Linked DNA regions of Homo sapiens: all the other regions are linked to region 2. A link is a contact called in ENCODE Hi-C or POLR2A ChIA-PET data. All regions are on one chromosome and are shown on one strand. Each heading gives the region's core, a stretch centred on a gene start or an enhancer-like site at or near the end of the contact. The rest is flanking DNA. Distances are from core to core; before and after follow the strand shown.

The links. Hi-C counts contacts between places; a loop is a spot of excess contacts on that map. ChIA-PET counts read pairs that join two places held with the same protein, here RNA polymerase II (POLR2A). Pooled maps may share reads with other maps.
Region 1: a loop to region 2 is called in a pooled map, with 26 times the contacts of the local background. The contact joins the promoter of TDP1 here to the promoter of GSKIP in region 2. A Hi-C loop is called at or near these places in 1 of 37 single-sample maps with no recorded cell type and 8 of 50 pooled maps. POLR2A ChIA-PET finds 5 or more read pairs at or near these places in 1 of 52 experiments (H1).
Region 3: a map of B cell shows a loop between it and region 2 (14-fold over the local background). The contact joins the promoter of HSP90AA1 here to the promoter of GSKIP in region 2. A Hi-C loop is called at or near these places in 4 of 168 maps with a recorded cell type or tissue (B cell, CD4-positive, alpha-beta memory T cell, ascending aorta and 1 more) and 8 of 50 pooled maps.

The regions. Positions count from the first base shown.
Region 1 is chr14:89,954,406-89,957,750 of GRCh38, forward strand. TDP1 (tyrosyl-DNA phosphodiesterase 1) reads left to right here and starts at 1,522. Exons shown (of 17, transcript NM_018319.4): 1 at 1,522-1,565; 2 at 2,173-2,395. It overlaps EFCAB11 (EF-hand calcium binding domain 11), which reads right to left and starts at 325. Exons shown (of 6, transcript NM_145231.4): 1 at 181-325. The coding sequence starts at 255. RefSeq lists an enhancer at 54-554 and a silencer at 1,620-1,849.
Region 2 is chr14:96,362,067-96,365,037 of GRCh38, forward strand. It overlaps GSKIP (GSK3B interacting protein), which reads left to right and starts at 1,460. Exons shown (of 4, transcript NM_016472.5): 1 at 1,460-1,502. It overlaps ATG2B (autophagy related 2B), which reads right to left and starts at 1,275. Exons shown (of 42, transcript NM_018036.7): 1 at 749-1,275. The coding sequence starts at 910. RefSeq lists enhancers at 1,146-1,440, 1,361-2,181 and a silencer at 1,383-1,732.
Region 3 is chr14:102,085,551-102,088,623 of GRCh38, forward strand. HSP90AA1 (heat shock protein 90 alpha family class A member 1) reads right to left here and starts at 1,494. Exons shown (of 11, transcript NM_005348.4): 1 at 1,436-1,494; 2 at 667-828; 3 at 208-574. The coding sequence starts at 828. RefSeq lists silencers at 1,082-1,371, 1,412-1,941, 2,002-2,051.

The DNA.
Region 1 (3,345 bases), core at 272-2,771, 6.4 Mb before region 2:
GTCCTGGACGGGGAGCCAGGAGCCCTGCAGCTCCAGGATCAGTCATTAACCACGACCCTTTGGACAGGCAGCCCAGGTCTTATCTGCACACCCGGCAGAGTGAGACCCAGACACGGGAGAGGAAGCGAGAGGCCCAGGCCAAGCTGAAGTCCGAGGCTCAGTCGCCCTCCGGAAACCTACTTCCACCCACTTCCTGTGTTCCGAGGGACTGGCTTCCCACGTCCGCGACCTGGCTCTGGCCTCGGAGAAGAACATCGCGACTACAACAACCGAGCCCCAGCAACCCAACCAGCTACCACCGCTTTCCCAGCCTGGCTGGCAGCCTACCGCGGCCACGCCCACCGCGGCTCAGGAAGCCGAACTTCACCGCGCAACTCCGACGTCTCCTCCCATTGGACAACCTGCCAGCCACTCGCGTTAATCCCGCAGGGCTATTGGCCAGAGTCTTTGTTTAATTACGTTTCCTTGGAGCCGCCCTGGCAGTGAGGCGCCCAGGCCTGCCCCCAGCACTTGGCTCCACCCCCTGACTGTCCCTTAACTCGTTGAGCGCGGCTGGAAATCCAAGCGCTTCTAGGTGCTGGTTCAATGCCTGGTTCATGATTTATTTCATTCTCTCCCTCCATCTTGCAATAGGTTACTTTTAATCATTTAGATCTATGACACTATGCTAAACGTTATAGGAGACAAAAAGACTGTGAACAAACAAGAAGAACCAAACGAAAAGAGCCAAGTCCAGGATTCTCGTTCAGATCAGCAAGTCATTGGGATCGAGCTCCTAGGGCAGCTACTACATCTGTTATGTCCTCAAGATAATCCCAGCACCTAGCACTGTGCCTGGCACAAAGTAGATCTTCAATGAAAGAACGAAACGAGCCGTTATATTTACACAGATGTATTTCACTCAGTCCTCTGGAAGAGATGCCTAGTGTGAAAGAGATTCCAAGAATAAATACCATAAACAGCACCGAGCCCAAATCCCACAGCAAACATCCTTATTAAAGGCAAGGAACGTGGGGCGAGTTCCTTTTCTCAGAAGATTTTACGAGAACGCAACTGTTGCGAAGAAGGAACAGACATTCGAGGTTCTGAGTCCAATGGGAACTCATTTAACTTTTTATTTTGCAGCAGATTTCAAAGTCTGCACCCAGCCCCTCCCAGGACACAGGTCTCCTTGCAGCTGCCTTTAACCTAAGCGTATCCTCTCTCCACTTTAAACCAAACGCCGCTGCATGGAGCCCTGGGAGCCTGAGCCATGAGAATCCTGTAAAGAGGGTGAGTCTTGCTATTAGTTAACTAGAGCGAAGTTAGGGGACGCCTTTCTGGTTCTCCTCTCGTTTTAAGAAGTCTCCAGGAAGTAAGCCAAGAGCTAGGAGAGACCAGGTTTCCCCAGCCCCGTCCTGGGTAAACACCCGGCGGGCTTTAGGACCCAGCGGTGGGCTCTCCGGAAGGGGAAGGGGCCGGGCCTCGAGGCACAAGCCGCTGCCGCCAGGGTTTGAACTGCGCGCATGCGCGGCGGCCGCCGAAGGGGCGGGATCCGAGGCAAGCGTTGGTTCTGTGCGCCTCAGGTACGTGTTGGGCGGCAGTGGGCGCGGACTCGGTGCGGTCTCTCGCGGGCTGCGGTCGGGCCCGGGATCCTGCTCCTGGCCGAGTCGCGGTGCGCGGGCTGCTGGGGTCCGGCAGGGCTGGAGGCGGACCGCGAGGAAGCGGCGCGGCCGGGAAGATGGGGCAGGGTCGCCTCGGCCCCGGGGCCTCGGTTTCCTCCGATCACAGCGCCTCAGGGGGCGCGCACGGGCGCTGCGGAGACCTGTGTCCTGCCGGGGCGCGGCGCTAGGGGCCCCTGCTCGGGTTTTTATTCCCAGACCTAAGCTTACAGGTGCGTGGTCCCAGAAAGTGAGTAGGAAAGCGCCCACCACGTGCCAGGCGCTTAAGCTTTCTGTGCTCGGTTTCCCAGTATAGGAGGACGGTCACGGTACGTAGTATAGAGTTGTCCTGAGGGTGAAGCGAGTTTACACTTGGTGAGGCGCTTCGAATCGTGCCTGGCCGGCCCCAAATGAGCACGCAGTAAGGTTAGCAGCTGCTGCCGTCACTTCCTCACGTTCTGAATCTGCTCCGTCCCCAACGCCTTCAGCAAGAGCCCTCTCACTTCCTTTGTCTTCAACCCATTCTCCGCAGAGTTGGAGCACACAGCTGTATTAAAAAGGCAAATCGAAGGCCGGGCGCGGTGACTCACGCCTGTCATCCTAGCACTTTGGGAGGCCGAGGCGGCTGAATCACTTGAGGTTAGGAGTTTGAGATCAGCCCGGGCAACATGGTGAAACCCCGTCTCTACAAAAATAGAAAAATTAGCCGAGCGTGATGGTGGATGCCTGTAATCCTAGCTCCTCGGGAGGCTAAGGTAGGAGAATTGCTTGAACCTGGGAGGCAGAGAGGTTGGAGTGAGCCGAGATTGCGCCATTGCGCTCCAGCCTGAGCGGCAGAGCGAGACTCTGTCTCAAAAAAATAAATGTAAATCGGACTCCCCTTCTTAAAGCCCTCAGTGGGGTCCCATTGATCATTGCATAAAATCCAATTTCTTTAACAAGTCTTCTCCCCTCACCCGCTTCGGACCACTGCCTGCCTTGCCTAAGTCCTTTCTTATGACCTCTTTCCCACCTCTGCCGGCTGGGTTCCCTCTACTTGGGAATGCTCTTCACCCCATCATTTAGACAGCAGGTTCCTTTTGGCCCTCTGGGTCTCATTTATATGTTACTTTTTAAGTATATTCCAAAGGTCACCCCTATTTTTCTGTCTCATACTTATAAAATGTAATGAATGTCTAACTCATCTTGGCTATTAAAATTTTTATGTGTGGGTCTGTCTCTTCTGCCCTGAAATTAGCTCTGCTAGGGTAGAAACTATATTGTTAACGCCTCATTCCCAGTTTTTGGTACATAATAGCTGCCCAGTAAGTTATTGAATGAATGAACTCCAGGGGGTAAGCATGATATCCATTTCACAGACTAAAAAACTGAGGCTCAGCAGTTAACTAACCTGCCCAAGTGCACATTTACTCCCTAGTCATGGCCGGGTTTGAGACAAGGGACCATGTTTGCCTATTACTGGCCACACAGGAACTCAATTGAGGAGCATGGCCTCCAGGCCCAGCTGATGGTCTTTAAGCTCAATGAGAAGGAGCAGCTGGAGGTGAAAGAGAAATGCCCCAGCTGGGTCTCATATAGTGGGGAGTGAGGAAACACTAGTAGCTCTAAATGGAGTACCCTTTTATATCCACAACATGTTTTAAAGTCCTTAATAAAAGTGCTAACAGTGTCCTGAGCTAGCATTTGGTGGGAAGATTTCTTAGAT
Region 2 (2,971 bases), core at 210-2,709:
GTATAGCAATGAGTGAATTCACAGCCTCTAGATGACAAGTAGAAGGCAGGTTTTAAAATGTCTGAAAATTGCAACTTCAGCGCTTTTGCAACACCTGCTTTTACGATCTGTCACGTGGAGCAAAGAGGCATAACTCAACAGCACTACTAGGGCCAGACGACCATTCACAGGCTGGATACACAAACCTATCTTGTAAACATATAATCAAGCAAAAGCAGGCAAACCGGCACAAGAGGCCTTCACCTAACTTTCTTCCAGATGGCAAACGCTGCACGATGACAAACAAGGCAAACATGGTGCGCAAGCAGCCAACCCAAAACAAATAACTAGGGATTCTGACATCCAAAGGTCCTCTTCATCCTTAATCCTTCCAGAATGTCATCCCACAAGGCAGGGTTTGTTTGCCACAAAACCCTGCGGCCCCTCACATCCCGAGGGACAGTTCTGGTCACCTCCTCCCACGGACCTATTGAGCCTGCTTCACAGACCCCCGAAGCACTGACTCAATTATTCCCACAGTGTAGATTCCATTACATCTGTTAAAGTTTCCGGAACACGTGATTTAGGAGAGCAAACTTGTTAGAAACAGATTAAACAACACTCTAACACATTTCTCTGAGCCGTGTCACACTCGGGTCCAAACAATTCCCAAGGAGGGACTGACTGTCACCAATCTTGGATGGCACTGGTTCAAAGCGCCCTAAAGAGGGGAGCGAGCCCCGCCCGGCTCGCCGCCGGCAGCTCTTACCCATTTGTCCAAGGGGACCTGGGCGAGGGACCCGGTGCCTTGGTACAGGTCCAGGCTGAGCTGCTCCAGGCTCAGCTTCTCCTGCAGAAAGTGGCCCAGGTACCTCTGCAGGAGGTACCGGCAGGCCCTCTTCTTGATGGACTCCGAAAACGGCCAAGGCATAGTGACTGCTGGCAGCTGGGCTGACTGCGGCTGCGGGTTGCGACGGCTCCGGCCTCGGGGTAGCGACTCCGGCTCCAGGCCGCGGCGGGGCCTAAGCCTGGGGCGGCCCCTCCATCCCTATTTGGTGCCGGGAGTCCCTCAGGGAGACCCCATCGCCGGCGCCGCACCGCTCGCGCTGGGCCTGGCGGAGGCAAGACGCAGAGGGGTCCTCCTGGCCCCAGGCCAGGGGACTTCCGAGGAGGGTCCCAACCGGCTCGGAGAGAGTGCAAGAGAGCGCGAGAGGAGGCGGCAGGGGCTGAGGCAGCCACCGCCACTGCCGCCGCGCGACGAATTTGTTGTCATCCGCGAGGCGCGTTCCCGGCTGTAGGGACGCTCCTGGCGCGTTCACGAGACCCAGACTCCCGGCGCGCCGCCGGGCGCTGGCGGAAGTGACGCCACACTGGGGCCGCGGAAGGCGGGCAGAAGGGCGGGGGCTGGAGCAGTTCCGGCTCCGAGGGGGCGGGGCGGAAGAAGGCGGGGAGGGAGGGGGCGGCACCGCCGGTCGGCTCCAGTCGCCTCCGGAGGAAGGAAGAAGAGGACGCCGGGCGCGCAGGTGAGCGGCAGCCGGGGTGGCTGCGGGCGAGGGGCGGCCCCCGAGAAGGGCTAGGGGCTCGGGGCGCCGGCGGGCCGTCAGGCCTTCCGGATGGGGACGCGACGCCATGCAGCTGGCTGGGCCGAGAGGGGCGGCAGGCTGCAGGGGCCCCGCGCCCGTGTTAAGAGGGGTCTGGGGGCCGGTCTGGCCGGCCTGGCTCTCCCGGCTCCCCTCAGACCTCGGCGCCCCGGAAACGCACACTTGGGGCTCCGCCGTCTCCGCTGGGAGGACTGGAGCCCTTCTCGAGCATCCCCGCCCGCACCCGAGCATTGACCGGTGCCCATTGTCAGCAAGTTCTTCGGCCCCCGCCTCATTCAGGTATTGTTTCTGAGGCAGCTTCTTCGTTGCCGTTTGCCTGGCGGTTTGCAGAGCGCTTCTCGCATACGCTCGCTTAATCCTGGGTGTGTCATAGCAACGATCAGGAAACTTGGGTTTTCGAAGCATCTGTGGGCAAAACTGCATTCCTTGAGAAATGCTAAAGGCTCCTGACCCCGCCGGAACCTGGGTGAAGAACTTGGGCTGTTCTGGCAGTCTGCGCAATCGTATTTCTGCCTTTTGGGAGGTAACTCCTGCAGAGGCGGAGCCGGCTGTTAAGTTAAGTCAACCTCGAAAGGCCTGGGTGCGGGTGTTCTATGGCCCAGAAGCCAGATGTCCTTCGTTAGAATCCCGGCACTGACACCTATTAGCCGCCCAGCCACTTTGAGCGGCCACTGCCCTCCCCGAGCCCACGTTGCCTCCTTTGCCGAGTGTGAGCGGATTAAAATCTTATGTGCATGGATTTGTTGGGAAGATTAAATGATATGAGTAGGGCACGAACCTGAACAGAGTCCTGAAACATACAGCTGTTTAATCACAGTGAATTAAGACGACCAGTTTAAGGAGTGAAATGTTTACTGTCTCGGCAACTTTCATGAATGCCTTGGAAATACAGCCCAAAATATTGGTAGATGGAGAAACATCTGGTTCCCCTTTCCACAACCACCTTTTCGTTTTAGAACCAGGGTACTTTGTATGCAGTTGCTTGGATTGTTGATTTCCCTCATTCTTTGTAGACTCATCTCAAGTATTCTCAGTAACTTAGATTCCCTTGCTCTTCATTCAGAAATATTTGTTAAGGTCCATTAAATGAAAGTCACCACAGTTGATCATGTGAACAGTGTCAAGAATCAGGCCGAACCTTCAAGGAGTTTATGTTCTAAAACGGAAGCATGGTGGTACCTGCTTGTGGAGGCTGAGGCGGAAGGATCGCTTGAGCCCAGGACTTTGAGGCTGCATAATTGCATTGACGCTATCCATAGAGTGCCTGCAATTTCAAATATCAGAAAGGATCGTACGAGCTATGATCATGCCACTGCACTCCAGCCTGAACCACAGAGCAAGACCCTTTCTCTCAATAAAGTGGAAGTTTGTTCATTTATTCAGTAAATATT
Region 3 (3,073 bases), core at 244-2,743, 5.7 Mb after region 2:
ACCACAGCAGAACCTTTTGGGCAAGGTGCCTCGCCCAAAAGAACCGCCCACCAAGTCATGCCATTACACTAATTAAGTGCTCTAGCTTGTTCCTGATCGTTGGGCAAACACAAATTCTGTAAGCTTCACCGCATCCCCAGGGGTCCAAGGGTTGCAGCACCCCACCCTTCCACCGCTCACTTAACCAGTGAATGTTCAGGTGCCTACCTGTGTCTGTCCTCACTGTGAATGATCCCCCTGCTGAGGACTCCCAAGCGTACTGCTCATCATCGTTATGTTTGGTGATCACAGTTACTTTCTCAGCAACCAAATAAGCAGAATAAAAACCAACACCGAACTGGCCAATCATAGAGATATCTGCACCAGCCTGCAAAGCTTCCATGAACGCTTTGGTCCCAGACTTGGCGATAGTACCAAGGTTATTGATCAAGTCAGCCTTGGTCATTCCAATTCCAGTATCCACAATAGTGAGAGTTCGATCTTGTTTGTTCGGTATAAGGTTAATATGCAGCTCTTTCCCAGAGTCTAATTTACTGGGATCTGTCAAGCTTTCATACCGGATTTTGTCCAATGCCTGTTAACAAAAAATATTAATTTAAGCATACAGCACCCCCAAGAAGTTCACACTGAAACCAAAATCCGATTCTGGGTTAATAAGTGACTTACATCTGATGAATTTGAAATGAGCTCTCTCAGAAAGATCTCTTTGTTCGAGTAGAAAGTATTGATGATCAATGACATCAACTGGGCAATTTCTGCCTGAAAGGCGAACGTCTCAACCTCCTCCTCCTCCATCGGTTGGTCTTGGGTCTGGGTTTCCTCAGGCATCTGGAACGACACCGCGCCGGTTTAAAACCTTGCAGGACGTCTACAGAGGCAACACGAAATTCCATCGCGTTCTCCAAATATTTTTAAAGCCGAATTGGAGATTTGCGAAGTTTAAGTAAACCGAAAATAGAAGGGCGGCTGACAAAGGATGACCTCATTTCGGAGCGCGGCAACTACCACGAGCGTGTGCGCGCTTCCGGGAGGCCGCCGCAGGCCCGGGCCCAGTCCCCCGCCGCGGTCCCCAACGAACACCCCGGGTGCCCTCCCGCGCGGGCTGCGGCTCCGCCACGGCGGCCTCCTCCGCCTGCGCCCCCAGCGGGGCCGGGCGGGGGACCCCCGCGGCGGGGCCGCTCTGTTCGCGTGCGGCGCCAGCTCTGGCGCTGCTGCAGAGCCTCGGGGAGCCCGCGGCCGCCCGGCCCATTCCTGAAGCGGGGTGCGGAAACCGCAGCGGTCCCGAGGCCTCCGGAATAGAAAGCGCGGCCGCCCGGGAGCGCGGCCCTGGCTGCTTCAGGGATCTGGTCCGGCCCCCACAGCCTCCGCCCCGCGCCAGCCGCCCCCAGTCCCGGTCCCCAGTCCACCTCCACAGGCCCCCACAACCACCCGTCACCTTGGCTAAGTGACCGCACAGGACCAACGGCACAGCCACACCGGGACGCTGAAGCAACTGACGCGCCACCCCCGCGCCTGCCTTATATAGCGACGGGCCCGCCCAGCGCGCGGCGCTTTTTCCAGAAGCCTCCCGAACCTTCCGGAAGAACCCTCCCCAGCCGCCGCCGCGGCCGCGCGCCTACGCATGCGCCGTTGCCGCGGCACCCCGCCCCCGCGCCTTCCTGCGGGCGCGCGCAGGCCCTGCTCGTGGCCCGGCCCGGGCAACCTTCCCTCAATCGCCGCCGCGCGCCTCTCGCACGCCCCCGCGCCGGCCTCAATGCGCCTGCGCGGCCCGGAATTCTCGGGAAGGTCCGGGCGCCTTCTGGGGCCGCCCGCGCCCTCCGCCCTGCACCCCCACCTGCCGCGGGCGGGCGGAGGGCACGCCCGGGCGTGGGGGCCTTTGAAGTGAGGTGTAGTTGGTCACCCGGGCTGAGCGGAACGCGGGGCCGGGGTGGGAGGCGCGCCTGGAGGGAGGGTCGTGCGTGGACGGAGAGCGGCCCGGGTCTCACGCGCCCGGGAGACTTCCGGAGCCGTCGTCCTGACTGGCGCCGCGCCCGCTGCCAAAGAATCCAGCCGCAAGCGGCGCCGGGATCGCGGGGCTCTGCCCTCTGGGGGCTGTTAGCCTCAGGCTGCTGCGCACTGGGGAGGCTGTCCCGCGGCCTGCGCGCTCGGGGATTCTCCAGACCCACCGCTGGCTCGGGAGCGCTCCCTACTTTTGGGTTCCCCGAAAGCCATGTGCTTCATACTTAAGGGTCCCTTAGCTTGGGAATCGGGGACTTGGTGAACAAATTCATGCTTACCCAGCTACACCCGGCATGATTTTGAAAAGCCCATCGTTTTGCCGACCGATTTGCGGTCTCCAAATTAAGTATCTAACACTTTGGTGATTAACTTGCCCTAAAAGGTTTTTTTTTTTTTTTTTTTCTTTTTTTTTTTTTTGGACAGGCTCTCGCTTTGTCGCCCAGGCTGGGGTGCCGCGGCGGAATCTCGGCTCACTGCAGCCTCGACCCTCCCGGGCTCAGGTGATCCTCCCGCCTCAGCTTTCCCAGTAGCTGGGACGAGCGTGGGCAGAGGACCACAGGCGCGGACACCACACCTGTCTAGTTTTTGTATTTATTTGTAGAGTCGGGGTTTCACCATGTTGCCCAGGCTGGAAAAGCCAGTTTCTACATGGGAATTTTCGGATATTTTGGCCAAGGCCAGCTGTGGGAACCTTGGAGGCATTGGGGTTCCTTCGACCTGGCTTCCCTGCCTAGTCCATGTCCTCTTCCTCTTTGTCTCTGGCGCCTCCCATGATTGGGCCGCCTCCTGCCTAGACTCATAGCCAGGCCCTCGGAATAATCTGAAAGCTCCTTGCCGTGTAAAGAAACGATGGAACTACCTCCGCTTCCTGGTCTTTAGGGAAACGCAACTTGCTCAGGAGCAGGGGTTTTCAGACTGCGGCCTGGGACCCCCTTAAGAGCGTGTGAAATCAACATAAAGCGTCTTGCCTGGCATTACAAAGCGGGGGAAGTGGAAGGAAACTAGCAGCCACGTGGCGCGGGCCCCAGCGGTGGTGACCGGGTGTGTGCCTGGTCCTGTGGTAGCTGTTGCGCAG